2 separate regions of the Homo sapiens genome follow, and region 2 is linked to region 1. A link is a contact called in ENCODE Hi-C or POLR2A ChIA-PET data. All regions are on one chromosome and are shown on one strand. The core of a region is the stretch at or near the end of the contact, and the rest is flanking DNA. Distances in the headings are between cores, read along the strand shown.

Evidence for each region. Hi-C counts contacts between places; a loop is a spot of excess contacts on that map. ChIA-PET counts read pairs that join two places held with the same protein, here RNA polymerase II (POLR2A). Pooled maps may share reads with other maps.
Region 2: a loop to region 1 is called in a map of PC-3, with 2.5 times the contacts of the local background. The contact joins two enhancer-like sites. A Hi-C loop is called at or near these places in 6 of 168 maps with a recorded cell type or tissue (CD4-positive, alpha-beta T cell, CD8-positive, alpha-beta T cell, PC-3 and 2 more) and 9 of 50 pooled maps. POLR2A ChIA-PET finds 5 or more read pairs at or near these places in 4 of 52 experiments (CD4-positive, alpha-beta T cell, HCT116, Panc1 and 1 more).

Annotation. Positions count from the first base shown.
Region 1 is chr9:21,573,588-21,578,607 of GRCh38, reverse strand. No RefSeq gene overlaps it. Among named protein-coding and RNA genes, the nearest start is that of MIR31HG, 16 kb to the right of the region's middle. RefSeq lists a silencer at 1,579-1,628. Within about 2 kb of position 1,852, at least 10 of the 41 ENCODE cell types and tissues checked have a DNase peak (open chromatin) inside an H3K27ac peak, as active enhancers do; they include HCT116, PC-3 and Panc1, where a contact is called at or near this core.
Region 2 is chr9:21,613,399-21,618,224 of GRCh38, reverse strand. No RefSeq gene overlaps it. Among named protein-coding and RNA genes, the nearest start is that of MIR31HG, 56 kb to the right of the region's middle. Within about 2 kb of position 1,929, at least 4 of the 41 ENCODE cell types and tissues checked have a DNase peak (open chromatin) inside an H3K27ac peak, as active enhancers do; they include HCT116, PC-3 and Panc1, where a contact is called at or near this core.

The sequences.
Region 1 (5,020 bases), core at 603-3,102:
TTTAGAAGAAAATCAGTAAGACCATCCTGCATAAGAAAGATGAGAACTGACAGTTAACAATAAAGAAAGATAAATGGCTTAATAAACATTGTAAAATCTTTAACATCACTAACAATTAAAAACAAAAGTGAAGACAATAATGCAGTTATATTTTCTCCAATTAAGCAGCAAGGTTAATTTTTTATTTTTATTTTTTTAATGCACAATACAGGTAGAAGTGTAAATTAGCCAACAAGTTTTGTAAAGCAGTGTATAAATATGTATCAAAGAAGCTTTAAATATGTTTCTAGAGTGCTAATCTAAGGAAATACTCTGAAATGCAAGTAAATATTTAAATATAAAGGTATTCTTTGAAAATATTCTTTTATAAAGTAAAAAACCAGGAAATTCAATGTCCTCAAATAAGAAGCACATATGAAAACCATTTAATATGCTGGAAAATAAATTCTTGTGACCTAATAATAATAGTTATAAAACAGGCTATATAAAACTACATGACAGTATGATTTCAACCATGGAAAATGATACTTAGTGAAAGATGTCAATAGCAGTGATAACAATGGTTATCTATGCTTATTTCAATTATTTTTACTTGCTTCACTTTGTTTTTCTGTATTTTCCAAGTTTGCTGTCATCATTAGAAAAAAATTATAGAAGAAAAGAGAAAAACCAGAACAAAAGCAAAACTCTCATCATATAGGCTCAATTAGATGCAGAAAGAGAAGAGAAACTTAATGCTGGGCATCTCAAGTTGACGTGAGTTTCCTTTGTGGTCCAGCTTCTGTATAGCATATCTAGCATCAAAAATCCAACCCAAACCAGGTATTGATTTTAGTCGACCACCAGATCTATCTGATACAAAACAGAATGACAAAGTGACCATCCAAGTAAATACATCATTAGGATGCATCAATCTAATGTCCAGAACAAAGGAGGTGATGGCTCAGCCTACTGTGGACTCACCAGCCCCTGTCTGGATGGTATGGTTAGCGCTGTGCACCTGAAACAGAATGGTGAATAACTACAGTCTGTCCAGAAGAGGGTAGCCATAATGGCAAAATGTCTTGAAACCCTATGACATTGCTGCTTAAAACTCCTCCCTGTTTTTTTATTATTTTTGGAAAAATGTCCCTAAGTCTACAAAACCCAGCTTCATCTGGGAAGACCCTCCCTGACTCAAAAGTCTATTCATGCAGTTTTTGTTTCAATTCCTTCTATAGATCAAGTTACTCCTCACTTCAAAACTTAGAATCCCCTGGCTCGTACTTTGAATTATTTTTTGAATGAAGGAATGAATTCTGTAAAGCCTGTCTGTATATTTTTATGATCACCCTCCCCTTCTACATCTTAATTTCTACATAATGTTTAGAAAATGAGATTCTAAATCTGAAAAAGAGAAAACAGGTGGGAGAGGAGGGGATATGATTCCTTCTGTTTAACTCCATTAACTAGAATTAAGATTAATTACAGTTCTAAAACCATAAGGAAGAACGTTCTAAAAACTACATTTAAAAACTAGTATTGGTGCAAGGAACTCCCCTGTATGAAGTGTGTGCAAGTCATATTTGAGCATAAGCATGGGTTGGAGTTATCATAAAGGGGATTTTTCTGTCAGGTAGCTGAGTTTCATTACTCTCAAGAAATTACTTCAAAGTACGTGATTCTGTGACTTAGCAATCTCTTTGGCTATAGAGGCACTACATAAGGAAGAGAAGATTTAAGATGACAGGAGGCATAGAGCTAAACAAAGAAAAGCTTGGGGAAAAAAAGGAAATGTAACACTGTCTCAAAACATTTGATCTCATCATTTCGAGCCTTCTCTGAGGCTAGGGTTGGCAGGCCTCCCAGAGAAACCAAAACAAAGCAACGTAACAGGGCACCACAAAACAAAAGGGGACCTAAGCTGGGCAATGAGAAGATGAAAGCACTGTGTCCAGATTCACTGAAGAGAGAGACGAGATATGAAAGGCAGCCTTTCTCTTTAGGGTCCTTTTCAATTCACTTAAAAGCACACCTTTGAAATGAATGTCCTCAGCAGAGAGAGGGCCGTTCCCTGAATCCAGAAGTTGAGGCGTTAATTACCATGGCTAAAGGAATGTGTTGAAATGTCAGTGCAACTGCTTTCTCTATCTTCACTATCCTTAACCAAAAGTTGTGTCATCAGTCTGGAATGAGCAATGCCTGCTCAACAAACCCAGCTTTTTTCCTTCTCTTTGTATTTGCTTATTCACAGTTCAGAAATTGTCCAGTGACCTTCTTACTGTCTAACCAAGGGAATTCATATTGTTGTGGAAAGGAAAACAACTTCCATTTGGTTTGAGTGAAAGATCCACATGATGTTTCTGTTTGAGACGTGAAAGATGAAAACTGAGCTATACTGTATAGCTTAACCTTATTAAGGGGTGATTTGTTTCCCAGCTACAGTGTGGAAACTCCTTGTGAGGTAGAACACAAATGTTTTACCTTTTTTGACTGCTGCTAAAAGGTATTTATGTTTTTTGGGTGCTATGATGTTTATTGGGTTCTCACTATGTTTCAGGCAATGAGCCGAGTGATTTGTATGCATTATGTCCTAAATCCTAACAATAGCCTGGAAGTAGATCCAATTATAGCCCTTTTCACAGAAAAAGCCTAGAGCGGGTAGGTTGCTTACTTCAAGTCTACAAGCTTCTAAGAAGCAGAGCCAGTTATATATTTGAGAGTTTCATATATTTGCACATCACCTGTCCGCTGTAGTTCAGCATAAAACATTGTCATCTGCTGCTATGGACAGATAAATATCCTTCACACTTCTTGTTCATTATGACAGAAGCAGGTACAGTAAAAACAAATGATGTTCAGAGAATGGTTCATATCAACTGTATACTCTTTTTTGCTGTAAGAATTGGGAAAGGCCAAGGTGGGCGGATCGCTTGGGCCCAGGAGTTTGGGACCAGCCTAGGCAACATAGGGAGACCACAAATCTACAAAAAATTACAAAAATTAGCCTGATATTGTGCCATGTGCCTGTAGTCCCAGCTACTTGGAAGGCTGAATTAGGAGGACTGCTGGAGCCTGGGAGGTCAAGGCTTCAGTGAGCAGTAATCATACCACTGTACTCCAGCCTGGGCAACAAAGCAAGACCCTGTCTTACACACACACACACACACACACACACACACACACACACACACAAAATTGGGCAAGTATGATAGTATCAGAATTAGGAAACACATAATATTACATTTATTTTAACTTTGTTATTAAAAATTTCAAGTACATTTCAAAGTAGAGAGAATATTATAATAAAGCCCCACATATTGATCACCTAGCCTTAATAATGATAATTTTACTGTATTTCCTTTGGCTACTATCTCTTTGCTCAGTTGTTTTAAAGTAAGGTCCAGATACCATTACCTCAGCCTTTAAATTCTTTAGTATGGATCTCTAAAATTTGAAGACATTTTCTTACATACGATTCACTCCTAAGAAAATTAACAAGTTCCTTATCATGTCATACCCAGTTGGTATTTAGATTTCCCATATGTCCCCAATTTTCCACCAGTTTTTTTTTGTTTGTTTGTTGTTTTTTACAATTGTTGAAATAAGTTCTGCATGATAGTGATGAAAGGGATTTCAGAAAACTTACTTCTACAGACAAAGCAAATGTGGGATGGATTTGGAAGCAGAGAAAAATGGGATGGGTACCTGTCCAGGACTTACCACATGCAGTCTGGGAACTCAACTTAAGTCACCAACACTACTCTTAAACCCCACCTGGGTCTGAGCTTAAATGAAAAATCATAGCATGAGGATTAAAATCATAGGCTCTTTAATCAGAATGCCCAAAATTCTCCACTTACTAGCTGTGCAACCCTGGGCAAGTTAATCTCTTTGTGCCGTAGTGTTCTTCTATGTAAAATAGAAATATTAGTATTTATCTCACAGAGTTTTTGAAAAAATTAAATGAAATAATATGAAAATTAAATGACATTGAACAGTGTCTGGCATACTATATGTGCTCAATAAGTGTTAGCTGTTGTCAGCATTATCATTGTCATCATCATTGTCATCAACATCACCATGATAGTTATCATGATGGGGACTGGCTCCAGGCTAAAGACTGATCCTGCAGCTGATCAGTATACAGGAGTAATGAGAATGGAGAATGGGATCAGTGACTTCATACATTCTTTTTCCAAATTCTTTTTTATGTTGTCATATGATCCTTTTCATGAAGTTATTTTAAATCCACCTGCCTAGGGCTGGTGAAAACAAACATCCCAACAAACAACTTACTGTCTTAAGCTAGTGTCCAGCCCCTTTGCGTGGGTCTTCTCCAACCCAGCAGCCACTATCCAGGCTCTGCAGAGGAGGAATCTTTTTGTCCCATCTAAGCAAAGGTTTTCATGCACTCCATAAATGCCACCTTGGCTTACTTAGCTCTCCTAACCTCTTTAGCCTATGAACCTCAAGTATCATTTTCTACCACTTTCTAGCCTTGCCTTTTCACCCATTCATCAACTCAGTTTCTTTGAACTTGGACCATCCTCCCCTTACTCTCTTATTTCCTTACTGTATCTCAGCAGAAGCAAGTAATTCAACAAGCTGTATTGAACAATCTACTATGTGATAGGCACCATGATCATCACTGAGAATACAAAAATGGATAACACAACATTTGTACCCCTAAGGAACTCAGAGCCTGTATGCTATCACGTGGATAGCCACTTGCCTGGTCTGTTTTTGCTTCACGGGTGTGTCACAGACAACAAGATGTGAGAGTCTATATTATTGATCATCATTAGAAGAGGTAGAGTGTATTAAATTACACATTTGGTCATCAATTTAAAAAATTTTCCATTTATTGCATTCATATTTATGACTGCCATAAAATAATTTTGACAGTTTATTTTATGAGGAAAACCAAACTCAGTGTTATAGACTATTAGATTTACTGGAAGAGTAATGAAGAATTCTAAATTTGAACTGTCTAGCCATCACAAAGTAAAGGGGAGCTTTCCAATTATACATATGGCCA
Region 2 (4,826 bases), core at 680-3,179, 40 kb before region 1:
GACTCGTGTGAATAAAGTTAGAATTTAAAGAAAATTAGTCTCGATCTCCTGACCTCGTGATCCGCCCGCCTCGGCCTCCCAAAGTGCTAGGATTACAGCAGTGAGCCACCTGTAATCCTAAAGCACTTTTGTATAAGTTTTAAAAAATTTGTTACAGCAATTTAATAATTTAAATAGAATCACCTTCAGGAACATAGATACACAAACAAAAACTCAAGCAATTTAATTGAATGGTATATTTAAATGCACCAAATTCTTTAAAATCCTCCAGAATTGACTCAAGTTCATGGATATGAAAAGGTAATTTTGAAGTACTACAGACAAGCGTAAAATAGGCAAAGTCGTTACTTTGCCTTGACCAATAAGACGACAGCCTGTGGATACATTAGACATTTACAAGAGCACTTCTAAGAAATATTAGAGTGAAAAGTCATTAAAAAGGAACATAAATTATTTCATAAGGATACTTTTATAGCTAACAATTTATTTGGTTCTCCAAGGCTTACTTATTTTTATTTTAGAATACCAAACACAAGTTGAGTGTTCAGAATAAGAAATTAGTTAATGGGTACAATGTATGTTATTCAGGTGCTGAATACCCTAAAAAGCCTGGCTTGACCAACATGCAATCTATGCATGTAACAAAATTGCAAAAAAAAAAAAAAAGAACAAAAGTAAATAAATAAAATTCTTTAGCTAATACAGTCAAAAGAAGAAATACCTGTGTAGAAAATAATTCTTTTTTTAATCATCCTTCGAAACTTCAGGTCCCACTTCCCTGTCATTAATCTTTTGAGATTTAAAATTATTCCGCCCCCATCATTCTCATCCTGTGTGTATGTGTGTGTACCTGTGTGTGTTTTCTTAGCATAAATGGAATTTTGTAAGCAAGTGGTTCTTTAAAGATGTAATAAAGAAACTTCTCTGGTTCTGTTTTAATTCCTTCTCCATGACTTAGCTTCGACAGATAAAATTTTATTCAGGGGCTACAAGAGCTTCTTGAATTCCAAGTAGTACTCCTAATCTCTAACAAACGAATCTAAGTGTCATTAAAAAGATAAATAAAACAGGCCGGGAGTGGTGGCTCACTCCTGTAATCCTAGCACTTTGGGAGGCCGAGGCGGGCGGATCACAAGGTCAGGAGATCGAGACCATCCTGGCTAACACAGTGAAACTCCGTCTCTACTGAAAATACAAAAAAATTAGCCGGGCGTGGTGGCAGGCGCCTGTAGTCCCAGCTACTGGGGAGGCTGAAGCAGGAGAATGGCTGAACCCGGGAGGCGGAGCTTGCTTGCAGTGAGCTGAGATCGCGCCACTGCACTCCAGCCTGGGTGACAAAGCGAGACTCTGTCTCAAAAAAAATAAAAATAAAAATAAAATAAATAAAACAATCATATCAACAAAACCCAACAAAGATATGAGATCACTTTATTTAAAAATCTCTTATTTACTGTGCAGAACCCTCTTGATATAAAATGATAGAACTGAATATAACATAGAGCCCAGGTCTCGACGCCCATTCATTCACTCATGCATGCATGTATTCATTCATTCAATGTGCCAGGCACTCTTCTAAGTCCTGGGGATTCATCTGTAAACAAAACAGGAAAAAATTCCTGGCCTGATGATGGTTACATTCTGACTCTGTGTATGTAAAGGGGAAGTGGGAAGGCAGATCGTAAACAAAATTTAAAAGTAGGCTATTAGGAAATCAGAGTATAATAATTGCTATAGACAAAAATAAAGCAGGCTTTGAAAGAGGGAGTTGTGGGTAAGAATAAGATTTGAAATTTTACATAGACTGGTTAGAGAAGCCCTCAAGGAGAAAGTGACATTTCTGTAAAAACTTGTAAGAGGTGAGAGAGTGAACTGCTATGACGTCTGGGAGCAGAGCATTCCAGACGTGGGTATTCAGATTTGCAAGAGCCAGGGCCTGGGGTGGAAGCCTGTACTTGGTCACTTCTCAGAACCTGAGTTGTAAAATGAGCATATTAATTCACCCCACTACCTCCACCCCCGAGTGATTCCAAAGGTTATATGAGGTAATGGAGTTAGTCATGGATATGAAATCTGACACATAGAATTTCCAATTTTAAATTTACCAGTCATTTGTTTAACATCTAATATATACCAAATACTGAGTATATAACTATAAACAAGAACTGCTTTATGATATGAGGGAAATTGTAATCTTATTTTAGAGACACTGGTGAGGGGATAATTTTAATATGTGGTATTTTCTATAATAAATTTAGGGTATTATGGGAAGTATGTAGAGTAGAAAATATAATCCACATTTTTTGGATGAGAAAACTGAAATATAGAGATACTAACTGATGCAGCAAAAGATGGTGTGTGTGTTTTGAACTCTGTTTTTCTGACCTATGCTTGCATCAAATCCCTCTAGTATAATCATCTCCTAGGCTAGCGGGTGCGAACAAGTGACGCCTAGGATGAAACTCATTATTCCTCATTGCTCCTGCTACCATTTTACCCATTGCAGCATCACTCTGAGGCTAATCAACAAAGAAACAGCCAACTACCTGGCACATGGGCCTTTAGTCTGGGAACTTAAGATAAGCTTTCCTTCCCAGAGCCTGCAGAGCCAACGAGTGTAACTAAAAGTTGTCACTGGGGTTTGAGTGGGAGGGGGATTGATAGAGCAATCAGGATGTGGGAAATGAAAATAATCACAGCTTTCACTTGTTTTTTCACATCTGTTTTCTCTTTTGATCCTTGCAACAGTCTCACTAATTAAGCAGGAGTTGTTAGTTCTATAAAAAGCAAAACAAAACAAAACAAAAACCTGTTTAAAGACTATAAGCACTTTGCTCAAGGTCTTATGGTTAGGAAGTGGGAGAAACAGAACTGAAACCCAGATTTCCATCTCCCAACTCCATTGTTCTTTCACTGATTCCATTTGCATTGGAATAGGGGGAGCTAAGGAATAGAATATTGAGGACTCTGGGTCTAGATTCCTTCAAAGGTAAAATGGAAGGGGAGGAGCCATGGGCTAGGTGATATCGTGGATGCCTTTGCATAGGCTGTAACTTCTGCTAGAATGCCCTCCCCCTCCTCTTCCTCTATACAGGGATGCTAATATGCTTCTTATAGAAAATAAACTGTACATTTTGGAGCAGTTTCAGATTAACAGAATTATTGAAAGATAGCTCAGAGAGTTCCCATATACTCACATCCAATTTCCCCTATTGTTAAGATCTTACATTAGTATGGTAATGTGAGATAATTTGTCACAATTCATGAACCAATGTTGATAATTTTTATTAACTAAAGTCCACATTTTATCAAGTTGTTCTCATTTTTTTCCTGGTATTCTTGTTCTGTTCCAGATTCCCATCCAGGATACCACATTACATTTAATAGTCATCTTTCCATAGGCTCCTGTTTCCCTGACTTTCTTAATTTTCAATGACCTTGGCAGTTTTGAGGATTATGGTCAGGCATTTTGTAGAACTTCTTTCACTGAGATTTGGCTGATGGTTTTCTTGTGATTAGGTGGGGATTATGTGCTTTTGGAAAAAAGACCACAGAGGTAGAGCACTATTCTAGTCACATAAAGGGTATATGCTGTCGATATGGCTTATCAATTTTGATGTTAACACTGATGACAAACAAACAAACCAACAAAAACAATAACCTTTACGTATATTCCCAAGTCTGTCTGTCTGTTTCACTTCCTGTTTTTCCTCTCTCTTCTCTGATGTCATTGGAAAAATTAAGCCAGGTGTGGTGGCCAGCACCTGTAGTTACATATATTCTAGAGGCTGAGATGGGAGGATCACTTGAGCCCAGGAGTTCGAGGCTGCAGTGAGCTATAATTGTGCCACTACACTCCAAGATGACACTTTGTCCAGGATGACAAAGCAAAACCCTGTGTCTACAAAGAAAAAAATGTATATGAAAGAATCCTATCATTGGAAAAATTAGAAAAAATGAAAATTGGATAAGAAACAATCAGAAAAAGAAGTATCTCAAAAGAAGGTTGTTTTTTAAATTGCATCAGAAAATTTCAGAAAGGTATGTAATTTATGCAGATCTATGAACACAAATTCACAGAATTATGATGGGGAAAATAATTTATATTTTTTATCCCTGAGTATACTTTACATGTTTACTTCAAATGTACTGTGTCAAATAACTAAAGGCAGATTTAAGAACTAAAGAAGAAAAGAAATTTTCAATTGAAATCTAAGGAAAAGGATAATTACACATCATTCACTAAAATCAGAATGGAATTGATCCTCTCCTGAAAATTAGCCACGGGCTTTTCCAACCAACCTTCTAAATTTCATACGGAGTTAGTTTGTTGCGCCTATCTCCTTTTTCCATTACAAATCTACTTGTATGGAAAATTCAACTTAATATTGACTTTTCTATTTGTAATGAAATTTGTGTGAGTTCTTAAATAAGAAAAAAAGGTGAAATTAAGCTTCCCTTACACTGTTCATGTGTCATTCATAATGAATTTGGGAATCAGAGTGCTCTCTACATATTTTAAATGTCTATTTACATTGCATTGAAACTTTCTTAAATTGCTATAACTATAAAATAATTATTTTGGCAGGAGACAAATATATGGACATTAATATCAAAGCATAACTATACCTGATTGAACTTAAGGTCTCAATGAACATTTATGCCATCTACACTAGTCTTTACAATGTTAAAAACTCAAGAATGTTTTATTTCTTTCAACACTTATGGTCCTGATAGAGTTTGCTCAGGATTGTGACATCCTAGATTGAAAAGGAGCCCTAAAAGACAGTGTGGGGCTGGGAGCAGTGGTTCACACCTGAAATCCCAGC